2 separate regions of the Homo sapiens genome follow, and region 2 is linked to region 1. A link is a contact called in ENCODE Hi-C or POLR2A ChIA-PET data. All regions are on one chromosome and are shown on one strand. The core of a region is the stretch at or near the end of the contact, and the rest is flanking DNA. Distances in the headings are between cores, read along the strand shown. Region 1 overlaps CD83 (CD83 molecule). Region 2 has its middle 27 kb from the start of LINC01108.

The links. Hi-C counts contacts between places; a loop is a spot of excess contacts on that map. ChIA-PET counts read pairs that join two places held with the same protein, here RNA polymerase II (POLR2A). Pooled maps may share reads with other maps.
Region 2: a loop to region 1 is called in a map with no recorded cell type, with 3 times the contacts of the local background. The contact joins two enhancer-like sites. A Hi-C loop is called at or near these places in 1 of 37 single-sample maps with no recorded cell type and 2 of 50 pooled maps. POLR2A ChIA-PET finds 5 or more read pairs at or near these places in 3 of 52 experiments (H1, T-cell and activated CD4-positive, alpha-beta T cell).

The regions. Positions count from the first base shown.
Region 1 is chr6:14,118,254-14,125,532 of GRCh38, forward strand. The region is part of intron 2 of CD83 (CD83 molecule); the gene reads left to right. Among named protein-coding and RNA genes, the nearest start is that of CD83, 4.1 kb to the left of the region's middle. RefSeq lists cis regulatory regions at 1-451, 22-848, 316-816 and enhancers at 3,612-3,671, 3,692-4,021. Within about 2 kb of position 4,483, at least 6 of the 41 ENCODE cell types and tissues checked have a DNase peak (open chromatin) inside an H3K27ac peak, as active enhancers do.
Region 2 is chr6:14,308,803-14,316,632 of GRCh38, forward strand. No RefSeq gene overlaps it. Among named protein-coding and RNA genes, the nearest start is that of LINC01108, 27 kb to the left of the region's middle. Within about 2 kb of position 4,494, at least 2 of the 41 ENCODE cell types and tissues checked have a DNase peak (open chromatin) inside an H3K27ac peak, as active enhancers do.

The DNA.
Region 1 (7,279 bases), core at 3,233-5,732:
CGAATTAGGTTTTGCTCTCCGCAGACCTCAATCCCCTTCCTGTCACTGAAGGTGGCCTGAGATGAATGATCCACTTAAGATGTTTTGGAAGGGCAGAGACTCTCATTTGGATTAATTCTGGAGGCCACCTGTGGTTGTGGGCCAGCAGGTCAGGAAGAAAGCAACAGGGACCTAGATTTGGGCATTGGACAGGGGGAATGTCTCCAGACTTCTGATTTCTTGTGTTTTGTGACTGTGATGCCCATGATACATGGGAGGGGGAGGGGGCAATTTGAAAGGAAAGGCTAAGACACAGAAGTGACTTAGGCCATTTCATCCATGGTAGTTATCAGTGGTCATCTCCTTTGTGGGATACCCTTGGCTTCCTCCCCTAGCCCTCCTCCTCCTTCCTCTGGCAGCCTTGAGAGCATCAGGTGGATGCATGAGCCGGAGCCCGCATGTGTAAGAACAGGCCTTGCTGCTCCTACTGTAAGTGGACTGAGTGACAAGGAGGCTTTTTCAAGGTTTCCTCTTGACTGAAACATTCTCAGATTCTAAGATGGCAATGATGGTGTCATTCCAAAGCCAAGCAGCTACTGTTTGATATCACTGGTCCTTCTTTAAGTCAGGCCACTGCTACCACAGCACCTCCATTTTAACCCAAATGAATATGATATTACAACCTTACTCTGTAGCTCTCACTGATTTGCTGTCTTACCACGGGGGCAAATCTCTGCACTTGTAGCTTTCCCCAAAATGCAGGGCGTTCTTCTGCCCACCATAAAAGATACTATAAGAAACTGTACGTCTTTGGCCACTTAACAGTACAAGGCATCATTGCGGTGATCTCTTTGTGTGTGTGTCTCCTAACTGGATGGTCAGTTCCCTGGGGGGCAGTGGCTGTATCCATACTTCTGTGTATTCTTCACGGCACCTAATTTTTGCCCTATAAATTGCAAAGGTGCTCTGTGAATTCAGCCCAGCACTTCATGAGTTATGCATGACGGGGATGGTGCTGCTGCCTCAGAGCATTGTATTGTGTATAAAAGTAAGGTGTTAAATATTCCTACTTCATTGGTACCTTACTTACTGTGGGATCAGAGAACACAACAATTCCGAAATTGTTCTCATAGTCAAAACAATAGTATTTTTAAAAATATTGTAAAAACAATTTTTGAATGCTCACCACGTGCCAAGCTCCAAGGTAAATATTTACATACATTATCCATTTCCATCCATCGGAAGAATGGACTTAGGGATTAGTACTGTTACTATTCCTACTTTACAGGTGAGGAAACTGAGCCTTAGGGAGGGAAATAACTTGTCCACTTTTGCACAGCTAGCTAAATGGTGGAGTTGGGATTTGAACGAAGCAGTCTGATTCCAAATCCTGAGTTGTTAGAGGTCTATCTTGATCTCTGTTTTCTCCCTTAATAACTTAAGATAAAGAAAATCAAAGTGCCCCTGGGCTAACCAGGCAGGGACTTAGTTATCTCAAAGAACGGGGAAAAACATGAAACCACTATCCCTTCCAGAGAGTAACTATTTAATAAAGAAAACATTATTAATACCCCCAGGGGAGTAATTAAAAAGTACTCATGAAACAAGTAGATGAAATTTCAGGCTGTGAAGTTCAAACAGTTCTGGAGTGAAAGCTTCTTGCACAGGGTCATTTGGAATGGTCCACTAAACCATAGCAATTAACCTTGGACTTCTCCTTGGATGTCAGCTGGTGACGTAACTCGGTAACGCATGAGCTTGTTTATTGGACAGAATTCTTGCGAGATTTACCCCCAAGGTCTTTGAAAGCTCTGTCAAGAAAAAAAGGGACAGCAGTCTCTAGGCGTTCTTTTTTTCCTGTTGATCCATGGAATAGTGCCAATGAAAAGTCATACCGTAGTTATTTTTTGAGAAGTAAATGGTGATTGAGATTCGTGGGTAGGAGAGTTATGCTATACCAATAAACGAATCAGGTGCCTCGAAAGTGACATATATTGTTCCTTTAAGCATTTTTTTTAAAACAGCTCTCAGCATGTTCTGTAGATACTTATTATTTTCCAGCCCAATAATTATACTTTTTCATTGATTATGCTTATACAACAAAAATGGATAGAGTGTTCTGGAGACAAGGCCAGTGGTGAAATGCCAAAATACTTCATTTTACAGAATGTTAAGCATCTGGTCATTTTTCTATAAGTTTCTTGTAAAATGTTTCATCAAAGTGGAGGGGTAGCCACAAAGGGAGGAATTTCATTTTGGTAACCAGAACCAGCTTATCCCATCCTACTCACTTCATCATCACTACCCTGGCTTTGTAAAACCTGTTTTGCCAGCTTAGGAGGGGGCTTCATACTGGGCAAGGAAAGCAGAGTCCCTTGCAGTGGGTTTTCACCATCCACCAGATTGAAGCACATTCTGCAGGCTGTCTGCATATCATAAGTATGGTTATAATGACTCACAATTTAAAATTCTATTCACCACTCAATCCTCCGGCACCATGTAGCATCTTGCCTTTGTCCATTTGGCACTGATACTTGTAATTAACAAAAGGACCCATGTAAACCATGTGTTTTTTATCATATGCCTTTGACCAGAAAACTCAAAACAGACAGCATCCAATCTGTTTGCAACATTAGGGTTGGGAAGGAAGAGTGTTCATTCTGTTCTCTCTGTTTCAAAGATGCAGTGAGATGGGCTAGAGGGGACTTAATAGACACATGTGCAAGAGGCTAAAGGTGAAGCCAAAAGTGGACAGAGATATCCCAATTCCTGTTGGCCCAGCTCTTCTCTTCTATGGACCATGTCCTCTTAACTGGGATCCAACAAAGGGTCCTCTTCTCATCCCTTCCTCCCTTATACTTTTTAAGGCATAATGGGTGATTGAGAAGAAATAGAAAAGTTAATACATTATATTCATTAGGATAGTAGCTCAATTTAGCTTTATGTTTATTTTTTGAGACAGAGTGTCACCCTGTTTCCCAAGCTGGAGTACAGTGGCATGAAGATGGCTCACTGCAGCCTCGACTTCCTGGGCTCGAGTAATCCTCCCACCTCAGCCTCCCAAGTAGCTGAGACTACAAGGGCGTACCACCACACCTGGCTAATTTTTATGTTTTTAATTTTTTGTAGGGACAAGATTTCAATACATTGCCCAGGCTGGTCTCCAACTCCTGAGCTCAAGCCATCCTCCCACTTCAGCCTCCCAAAGTGCTAGGATTACAGGCATGAGCCAATCGATTTATCTTTTAAAGTTGTAATAGACTGGGTGTGGTGGCTGAGGCTTATGCCTGTAATCCCAGCATTTTGGGAGGCGAAGATGGGAGGATCACTTGAGCCCAGGAGTTTGAGGCCAGCCTGGGCAATGCAGTGAGACCTGTCTCTACCAAAAAAAAAAAAAAAAAAAAAAAAAGTTGTAATAGATGTGGTTCTTTGAGGAGGTATTTTGAGAAAATATGCAAATAGACTTTGATCCATGACTTTTCTTCCACTGGCCATGACCTGTGATTAAATTCCAGCATAAAAGGGCATAGCACAATATCATGTCTGTGAGGAGTAAAGCCATGCATTAAAGGGCTGCATGTGGACTTCATGAAAAGCGTCGCTGTGTCTACACTCTCTTTAATGTAGGTTTGGAGAGAGAGGATGACTTTGGTTGGAGTACTTTGGGCCTGGTTGATAATCACTAAAGATAGTAATGAGTGATCATTTATCCCAGAGTTGCAATGCCTTCTTGTATCATGCTAGGAGCCCTGACAGCCTATGGGTGATGCAAAACGAAAGAGGATATATGGTGTCATCTCTGGGTGATGCTGCGGGGGTGAGGAGAGTGAAGCATCACAAGACAAGTGCCCTTTTCAGATGATTTCCAAAGGAAGGGAGAAAAGGGAAGTAAGAGTGTGACTTCATATAAAAGTCTACTATAAATAGACTTTATAATATTGAGAAGAGCCCCAGCTGGGGCAGATCATGGGCCATCCATGGAGTGTTCTGCTTCTGACATTAACACTAAGGAAACTGTTGGAGAGCAGGTTAATGGCTTGCGTGAGGCCACTTCAAAAGTTCAAGGCTGTCTTCCGTGTATGTTGCTAAACTTCTTTTTGGTGGAGTTATGTTTTCTGTCTCTACCATCTTGTGTGATAATGAGCTACAAAACCAGGGATACTGAGGAGAGCAGAGTGCCTTAGGAGGGCCTAGAGTTGATAAGCGGTTGGGGCAGATGTAATCTGTACAGCCAGAGACCTTCATAGCCCATGGAAGGAGCCAGTACTGAACACTTACTGTGCTTCCTTGATTCCAGAATGATTCTGTTGTAAGGTGGATTTAAGAACATGTTTTAGGACAAAAAGGAAACATTTCTACATTAAATGTAGAACCATTGAATTATGAAAACAATGTATGTTAGAATTAAAAAAAAAAAATCGTACTGTCCCCATTGGCACCTATAGTACTTGACCTGGTTGAATCACTTTTATGGGCTCCTCCCTAGGTCAAACCATGAAAGATGTAAAGTTGCTTTTCAGATGTCTCTCATATTTACACTTTCATTGTTTAGTAGATACTTCTAAGTCCCAAATGTGTGCCCCATCCTGGGCCTGGCATTGGCCATCTCAGGATCAATGTAGAACTTTTGCCAGAGGACCATCTTGAGCAAAGGCCTGGGAATCCACTAAGACTTTTTGGGAACCATTGAGGTAACCAGTGATGTAGAAGGGAGACTTAAACAGCAGATATGGCTGAGAGATAACATTAGAAAGTAGGCTAGAGACAGATTGTGAGGGGCCTTGAATGCCCAGCAACAATGACTTGACCTTTATCCTTTTGGCAGTAAGGAGCCATTGAAGGATTTTTTGTTTGTTTGTTTGTTTTTGTTTTTTTTTTTTTTGAGACAGAGTTTTGCTCTTGTCGCCCAGGCTGGAATACTGTGGTGTGATCTCAGCTCACTGCAACCCCCTCTTCCAAGGTTCAAGCGATTCCCCTGCCTTAGCCTCCTGAGTAGCTGGGATTACAGGTGCCCACCACCATGCCCGGCTACTTTTTTGTATTTTTAGTAGAGACAGGGTTTCACCATGTTGGCCAGGCTGGTCTCGAGCTCCTGACCTCAGGTGATCCACCTGCCTCAGCCTCCCAAAGTGCTGGGATTACAGGCGTAAGCCACCACGCCCGGCCTCACTGAAGGATTTTAAGCAAAGACAATGGCATAATGCAAAATATGCCTAAAGCAAAGCATATTTCTCCTGGTGTTGGATAGAATATGATTCATCTTAGAAGATGAGTCTCAGAGGGAGACTTCATTCTTTTCCTTCTTTTCCTCTTGGTCACCAGTCCTGTCCATGTAGTTCTGCGGAGGAGTGGGCAAGGAAGAATGAGGCCGCCTCTGAGTGGCTATAGAAGAAGTCTCATCTAGATGAGAATGGTGGATCACTGAGATTTTTGGACAATAGTGGAACAGAGCACAAGTTGCCAAAATCTTTTAGCTTGATAATGGGGAGGGAGGAAGAAAGCAGCTGAGAGTTAAATTGAAAAAAAAAAAAAAAAAAGCTAAACAAAAAAACCAACTTGTTTTCCATTAATAAAAGGGGGAACCTGAGTCACATGAGGACTGGATTGTCTTAGCTACGTACTTGGCAATGTCACTACACAAAGAAGAGGAAGTTTGGAGAAGGTCTCAGTGACATAAGGGAAAGTTTTATGTAGGGCAAGACTAAAAGCAGATTGATTACCTAAAAAAAGTTTCCTCCCTCTAAAGATGTTTCCGTAATCCCTTCCTGGCTACTCCTGGAATAACCCTAAATTTTGTATCAACAATCATTAGCTCAAAATAGAGCTGGGCAGAAAATACTTCCCTAAGATTCTTTTATACTCATAAGCATGTTTTTGTTTTTCATTTTGTTTTGTTTTGCACTGAGGTGTATTTGGGTAAAATTTCCGTGTGTGTCATGTGGGACTAGTACAGACTTGGGAGCCCAAGGCTTGTTAATATCACTTGATGCTTTCTTGGAGGACCAGTCTACTGCATATCCCAAATTGGGACAATTTGGAGAAGTGTTCCAGTTCTTAGCTTCCAGTGGTTGCCAGCAGTCCTCGGGGTTACCGATTAGAATCGGTATTACCGATAGAATTGAGGTTACCGATTCTAGAAGAGCTGGTAGCTGCCTAGGATTATGGGTCCACATAGGGAAAACCTTTAGGAAAAGAAGGATGCTGGTTTCCATAAACAGTTCATAATCACCTTGGACCAGCAGTTCTGGAGAACAGAGGTTCTGATTCAAATCAGGCCTTGAGGTCTCATTCCCCAAGGAGTGGGAGGCATGTAAGCCCAGGGGACAAAGCAGGACTGGCCTCGAGGCTGGAGCCATGTGCCAATAGCCCCCTACGTACCAACCTTATTTACATGGTGGTGCGGGGTGCCTTATCATTAGGAGTCTTTCAGTTGTGAGGGATTGTAAATCCAATCAAAACTAGCCTAAAGAGAAGGAAATATATTGGCTTATATATAATTGGAATGGGAAAAAATTGAAAAATCAAAATACAGTTCACATTTCAGTTATGGATGGCGTTGTGGCTTGAATTGTGCCCCCCCCAAAAGATCAGAAGTTCTAATTTCTGATGCTTGTGATTGTGACTTTATTTTGAAATAGAGTCTTTGCAAATGTAATCAAATTGAGATGAGGTGCTACCTGACTAGGGTGGGCCCTACTTCAGTATGAATGATGTCCTGATAGGAGAAAACACACACTGACACAGACAACAGGGAGAAAGCTATTTGAAGACAGACACAGGGATTGGAGTGATGTGTCTACAAGCCAAGCAACGCCGAGGACTGCTGGCAACCACTAGAAGCTAAGAGAAAGGCACAGAACAGATTCTCCCCTAAAGCCTTCAGAGAGCTTGGCCCTGGCAACACCTTGATTTTGGACTTCTGGCCTCCTGAACTGTGAGAGAATACATTTCTATTGTTTCAGCCACCCAGTTTGTGGTGCTCTGCAGCCCTGGCAAATGAATATAGCTAGGCTTAGAGGTTCATGAATGTCCCCAGGACTTGGTGACTTTCCATCTGTCAACTCTGCCTTCCTTTACATTGGTTCTGTGTCCAACCTCTACATAGCAGCCAGATCACAGCCAGTAACTACAGAGTTGGACAAGTTGCACATCCTTTATCTGAAATGCCTGGGAGCAGAAGTGTTTCAGATTTTTGGATTAGGGATGCTCAACCTGTATATCCTTCCAGAAGCAAGTGCAAAGGAGAAGGTTGTGTTTCTCTTCAAATATCTCAACTTATGTCTGATTATTCTCAAGGGAC
Region 2 (7,830 bases), core at 3,244-5,743, 190 kb after region 1:
CTAACATAATGCCTGGCACATAGTAGAGGCTAGCCAAATAAATACTTATGCAATGTATATCAGTAAATGGATCTTTTCCAACTCAAAAATTCTGCATTCTGCTCCTTCCCACTGATAAGCAGTAAGATAAAATAATAGAAAGTGTAGATGCACACAGAATGATAAGCAGAGAGCTAATAGTCTGTGATGGCATGGAAAGAGCTGAGTTCCAACACAGGTTGTATTGCTACAGCCGTGCGCCCAGGAGCCACCCACTTACCTCCTTACTTCAGTATGCTCAATAGTTAAAGAGACCACAGGGTCACTCTGGTCATTTTTGGCTCTAAAATTCAATGATAAATGGATACAAATAATTTTCTTTCTAAAATTATAAACTTGCTTACGCTTTGAAAAGTAATACAATTTCAAGGAAAGCAGAATTCCAGCATAGACAGCTGGCCCCTAAATGAACTCTTTTTATGGTTACTATTTAAAAACAAAAAGATCTTTGATTTTTTTTAAAATCTGCTTTTGCACTGCATAATCCATTCCTCCATTGATGAAATAGTTAATATAGAAACGCTACACAAGAGCTTACCTGAGTTCTTATTAAATATTTTCTTTGAAAAATATATTTTGTAGCTGGTGTTACCAGCTGTCACTAAATCCACTGACAACCTACCAAAAGAATAGTAAAAATGCCAGTCAAAAAATTAAAGCCAAATTGCTCACCATTTTAAAATGAGGAGAAATTTTAAGACTCTTCCTAGCATTTGACATATGCTCAGACCATAATCTGAACACCGTCTTCCCTTTAGTGTAATATTTTCAGCATAAACTGAAGTTAATATAAATTGGTGTCAACTACCACCTGTCACACAATGCTGGAAAGCCGTGTCACCATGAGAAATGGACCAGGGGAAATAAATAACCTGCAAAGTGGTAGTCTGCAAATATTGACACACATGACCAGAATTCTAGATAAATGATAGCAAACATGGCACAGATCGAAACTTAAGGGCTTGCACATCTTTGTATCCTAGTCAATCTGCTTTTCATAAATCTGCTTAGCGCTAATGACTAGAATGCATTTTTAATAAATTAATTTTGAATAGCTGGTACTCTGGAGGGAGGTTGGGACTTGCCCTCATGTTATTAATAGTGAAAATGGAAGCCTCAATTTAGAAACACGTCTGTAGCTGTTGTAATATAGAGTCCAACAAAATGACCCCCACAACAGGTGACCCTGATTGTGCTGTAGATTTGCTTAGTCCTTAACACTGTTCAGTGGGTTTTCGAAGACATTATCAGTTTTGAAAAATGACCCATTATGTCTCCAATATGTGTTTTAAGCTGTTTATCCTATAGTCATGACAAATATAGTCTTATCCACGCCCTGCCTTTATGTGTTCTGAACTGTGGACGTGCAAGGCAGCTAACTGGGGCCGGGACTAAGTACTGTCTGTGACGCTGAGATAGAGATTCATAGTTTAACTGGGACAAAGAGGATCAGGGGCCACATGCCTGCTTTATCCAACTGACCTAAAAAGAACAAAGTCTGCATTGATGCCTGTAGGTTAATCCCTAAGATCCCCAATACTCGAACATAATGTTTACATGAAAGTCAGTGATTTTCTAGGTCACCAGTGCCTAAAATTGGGTGACCCAAGTGTGAGAAGTAGTCAGACTTGGGTGGCAGAAATTGCTGCTTTAAAATTTTTCCTGCATACAAAAGACTTAATTGGGTCTCCTGAGACCTAAGTCCTTGTGGCCAAAAGAATGTCAACTCCCAGAGGGCAGGAACAGCCTCTGCATCATTTAGTATTGAATGGCACAGCACCTAGTGGTGTGCCTGGGACTTAGTAGATACTCAATACATTTGTGTTGAGGGAATGATTGATTAAATGAATGGATTCTATGGTTTCTGCCACAAGTAAAATAGCTTCATTCTCCCACTTCCCATGTTACCCAGTGTTACACCCACTGTCAGTCCGCCCCTTTCTTTGCAGTGACCTATCTTCTCAGAGAGCTGAGACTGGTGTGATAATTACCATTTGCCTTACAAAAATAAGAGATAATTGTTTCCCCTACATTCACCAAACTCTTAGAGATAGCCAAGGAACGTTTTCTGCATAAACATGCAGTCCTCATCATATCACCATCAGCCTTGTATTGAAAATTAATGACTATTTCATAAAATATTGAGACCTAAGACTGGCACTTAAAACAAAATTATCCTTTTCTTTTCCCTTAAAACCGCTCCTGATTAGATAACTGCCAGACTCCAGTAATGTTGTGAAATAAACCTGCAAACACTCCACGATCAGAGTGACACAGCGTGCCTCACTCTCACGCTAGTGGGCTGGTGGTTGGTTGGTTCTAGCACCCATTAGCATGAGTTAATGAGTAAGCATTCCCTTCCCTGTCACATTCCTTGCCTGTTATTAGCCAAAACCTGAACTTTAGCTTAATTGCAGAAACCAGCCCGCCCATAGCAGATGAGGGCATGGTCCCTATTGTTTTGACTGCATTCAAAGTGCTAACCTGGGGGACCATGACAGATGACATGCTCCAGCACTGCAGAGAGCAGCAGGTGGGGTGCTGGGACTATGGGTGCAGAGAAGAAAAATGGCATTTTCCAAGCCCCCAGGATTTGATTTTCCTCACACTTACTTACTCAGCTGTGCACAGTAAACTAGATTTCACAAGTATCAGAGATTCTTACAGATCTAGCTTCTTAGATTTTACTTTAGACTCTTGCCAGCTTTTCTGAATTTGAAATTGGTCATTTCATAGACTCCCTATACCTCCCCTTTTCGCCTCACCCTGAATTCCCTGCTACTTTCCTGAAGCTTCTGTTGGCCTACTGGGAGATTTGGTTTCTCTGGCGCTGAATCAATTGAAGAATCAGAAATATTTGAGACTGGATGTGATCAGAAACTCTGGCTTTTGAGTTTTAAGTTTTATTAAAACTCATGTATTTATAGGGCACTTTAGTTTTAGAATATTTGGTATCTTCAGCCTCTGTATTTAATTCACACAGCTCTTTTACTGACTGGAGATCATTTCTTTTTGCTCACATTTCTTTATCTTAGAAACAGACGTAATCATACCCAAAGTCTGCTGGTTGCCTGTATCAATTAGGATTATTTTGGTTGTGAGTGACAGTAAACAGCACAACTGGGTTAAGTAAAATGGGATTTTTGACACACATATAATTGAAAAGTCCAGGAAAGGGGCTGGTTTCAGATGCACTGTGATTTAGAAGCTTAGATATCATGATGGCTTGTTTCTCTACTACCCTGGGTTTAGCTCTACTCTCCTCATCAGGGTTGGGACTGCAGCCCCATAGTGCCTTTCTCTGAGCCTCATACCCAATGGAGAAACAGAAATTTGTGATTCCTAGACTTGAATCTCATTAACCTTGATGGGCCAGACTTTGGGTCACATGCACACTCATGAACAAATCACTGTGGACAGGCGGCAGGTAGAGTGTGGTGATTGGATTATCTTAGATTACATGCTTCACTCTCAAGCCTGGGGGATGGAGTTGGCTGAATGAAAACAATATAGACTAAGAGTTGGTGGATATACGCCCAATAATATTAGGGCACTGCTGCCTCTAGATGGGAGAGTGGAGAGTGAGTGGTATAAACAACAAATATCCGCTAAACTACCGCAGAAAAAGGAGCAATAATTGAAAAAAGTAAAGCACTTTGAATCTCTTGAATTAAAAAGCAATATGAATTTACAAGATGCAAACACCCCTTTTTTTTTCATGCTGACATAGGGAGATGGAAGTGGCACGCTATACAAACTAAGTGTTACTTGGCATTTGTCTGAGTGATAGTGTTGTGATTCGATTGACGTGACCGAAACTAAATGTGGAATTGAGAATCTGTTCATGCTATTCTGAGGTCCTCTTTTGCAACTTTATATTTATCAGCATGGGCTATTGTAAGAAACAAGATGGTTGTCATAAATTGATCAACACTCTCTGGTCTTCTGTTGTTCTTGCTTATTATGGACTTTGGGAAGAAGTCAATTAGAGAAGTTCTTTAGCCAGTATCATAATGAGTAATGGGAACATTTACATGATTGCTAATGGCTGAGTTTACACGATGCCTCAAAGCATCAGTGGGGATGTTTGGCAGCAGCACATTATGACGGTGATTATCACTATAAATTAAGTTTATGTTGATATAATTAGCAGTTAAAAGCTAAAGTAATATTTATACTGATACAAGTTCTATCAAAGCCATACCAGTGCAAACAGGCTGTGAATGTTGATATAGTGGGGATAATTTCATCTTGCAAGAGGGGATGTTTCTAGAATTGAGATAGCCTATTGGCATACAGTTGCCCCTCCCACTCCTAGCCAAAAATAGAAAGTATAAACTTGACCAAATTGCTTCACAAATTCAGAATCTATAACTTAGTGCAGCAATCCCCACTGAGGATAAGTAAGATGCATCTTGGTAGTTTAGGCCTTGAATCACTGAACCTGGAAAGAGAGAGAGAGAGAGGGAGGAGGAAGTGAGAAGGCATGGGATGCCTAGGTAACTGGTTGTGAGCACAAGTCCACAATGACAAAGATAGGGTCTTGCCAGACAGGATCATTTGTCACAAGGGAAACCACCTAGGAGGATCGGGAGGTCTCATTAAAAGCACCTGATCATGAGCTCATTGCATGAGCTTTCTTGAGAAACTACAGCTGGGGCCAAGAATTGTGAATCCATAGTCTTCCTTCTCTGCCCTAAGAGGTTGAAGGTTGTAGCAACACTTTACACTTTTGAGGTCACCAGCATCAGATGACAGTTCTTTCCTCAGAGAGTGGGCCAGATCCTCCCGACTCCAGATCCTCAGCACAGTATCTAAGGCTGCCAAGTCACTCTGATTTCTTCTTCACGTCACATGCTTTGCAGGTACAGCCCCTAATCCATAAGACTATCCCCATAGTTGGTGGGATTCTCTCTTCTTTAGGGAAAAGGAAATAGAGTAGAGGAAGGATAAGTGACTTTTAAGAAGCCCCACAGTGAGTAAGTGGTAGAGAAGGTGGTCAGGCGGCCTGAGGCTGGCTGGTTTTGGAGCCATTTTGCCCCAGAAGCATTCATTCAGTCAGCAAATATGTATTTATTCAACACATATTTTTTCAGGGCCTGCCATCTGCCGGGCACTTTTCTAGGAGATATATATATATATATATATATATATATATATATATATATATATATATAAATCAGCGAACTGAATAGGCAAAGACCTCTGTCCTCTGGAAGTCTGTATTTTAGGCCTCTCTCTGGAAGTGTATGATCTAGGGAGGAATCCTAGAATGCTCATTACATGCTTGCTCAAAGCCCTCACCTGCAGGGCTGCTTGTGTTAACATGCTCTCTAGAGGGCTCATGGTGGTCTGATGTCTCTCTACCTGCAAAATATCCAGCAACTTAGCACTTTGAATACAAAAAAGAAAGAAGTTGGTAGTTTTTGCAAATTGAGGGAAGTAGGAAATGATGACAGCAACTGGCCCTCAGTATCCTCTTTGGACAGGGAAAGCTGTTTGTTGTGCCTAAGATGGGAAGAGAAATAACTGGCATCCCAAACCCTGAATTCAGTCCTGCCAGCTCTAGGTGACTACCTTGGCCTGCTTGGACTGCTATAATGGATACCATAGACTGGGTGGCTTAAACAATAAACATATATTTCACACAGTTCTAGAGGCTGGGAAGTCCAAGATCTAGGTGCTGACAGATCTGGTGTCTGGTGAGGGCTCCTCAGTTCCCATTTGCAAACATTTGGTCCATATGGACAAACACTTAGTCCATAACAGTTACTAAGAGAACTGACATTTCCTGAGGACCTATTAGTTGCCGCACAAGTTATTTATGTCATCTCATTTAATCATCACAGCAGGCCTAATGAAGTGGGAACTGTTTTTCCAATTTTATACATGAGGAAACTGAGGAACGACTAGTTAAGTAACCTGTCCACATAGATTTTAGTCACTGAGCTGGGTTTCAGACCCTGGCCCATCCCCTGCCACCGCTGAGGTGCCTGCTAACACCCCTCACCTAGGCGGGGGGCACTCAGAGGAAGAAAGTCAGTAGCCCCCCTGTCCTTCTCCACCGTGCTCCCTCAGGATGCAAGCAGGAAGTCTTGGGCAGGAAGAGGTGGCTCCCCTCAGAGGGACACGGATGACTAGACTGTCAATGAGAAGCAAAGAAAAACCAGAGTGGTGAAATCTGCAGAAGAGAAGGTCCCTTTTATGCTTTTGAAAAATTGTGTGGGGTGCTAGTGGCCTCTAAAGTGGTAAGGAAAATTTTCCATCATCCAGACAAAGGAGGTTAAGAAGAACAGCGGCAGATGTGCAAGAATAACTACAATAATTAGCTAGGGGAACATATATACTGCTAACATTTTAAACTTTACCCAAACAGGCCATGCACGGTGGCTCACGTCTATAATCCCACCATTTTGGGAGGTCGAGGTGGGAGGATTGCTTGAGCTCAGGAGTCTGAGAGCACCTGGGTGACATAGTGAGATCCTATCTCTACAAAAATGAATAAATAAATAAAAATTAGCCTAGTATGGTGGTCCTAGCTACTTGTGTGGCTGGGGTGGGAGGATCACCTGAGTCCCAGAGTTCAAAGTAGCAGTGATCCATGATCACACCATTTCACTCCAGCCTGGACTATAAAGTGAGATCTAAGAAAGAAGGAAGGAAGGGAAGGATGGAAGGAAGGAAGGAAGGAGAAAGAAAGAAAGGAAAGAAAGAAAAAGAGAAAGAAAAAGAAAGGGAAAGAAGAAAGGAAGAAGAGAAAGAAAGAGAGAGAGAAAAAAGTACCCAAACCAGCAGTATCTGAGAGAGGGGATCTAGCACTATTCATTACTAGAGATCCTGGGTGCTGAAGCTGAGAAGGTTCTCTGTCCCCTTTCCAGGGATTCTCAGTAATCCCTGTGGTGGGGGTGGGAAGGCAGATGACAAGCAACATTCATTCTTGGACTTCAAAGAGCTGGGAAGACTGGGACTTCCAAGCACCCCTGGGGCACTGCCTATGCAATATTTGTCAACGACATTTTCTGCTAATTAGGCCCCTTAAAAACAAGCAGGGTTGTAAGTGAGGAACAAGGATCTATCCAGAAGGGTGGGTGGTCCATCCTGTGTAATGATGGGGCGCTCCAGTCTGTGAAGCGTGACACTCCCTTTATGTTCCTTCCCTCTGCCAAGAGTAACAAGTGTGTTTCCTACACGAGGATTAGAATTTACTGGAAGACCGTGGAAAGCCCTAGCACCAGAGACTGTCCGGCTAACATGAATTCCCTCCTGGACTGGTCTCATTTGGTCTTTTCTGACACCTGGAGCAAACTCTACCCCCACCTTTCCTTTTGTCAAAGGACCCTCTGTAGTCAGAAGAGCTCTGGACTGAGCAGGAGGCCTGCGTTGCAGGCCCCACTGTGCTACCAACAGGGGCTGTGTGTGAGGTGGGCTGTGGACGGTCACCTCGTGCTTCTGGACCAGATGCCTTCTCCCTAAAGTCCTTTCTCTTCGGTTCTTACAGCCATGGCATCAAGCATAAAGAGCAGGCATACAACGCATAGCCTTGTGCCATCACATGGGCACACCCTCACACATACCAATAAACACACACAAACACACACGCACACACACACAGACACATGCACACACACACTTCCTTTCAGTGCCCAAGTAAGAAGACAAACCTATCTTCAAGGTGAAAAATAAAGGCTCAGACTATCCTTTCCTTCAAATTCACCCAGGATGCCCTTTCTTGGGGCACATATGCTGCAGTGAAAGGAGAGCAGGCCGGGCTTGCTGGCTGTGTGGGTGCAG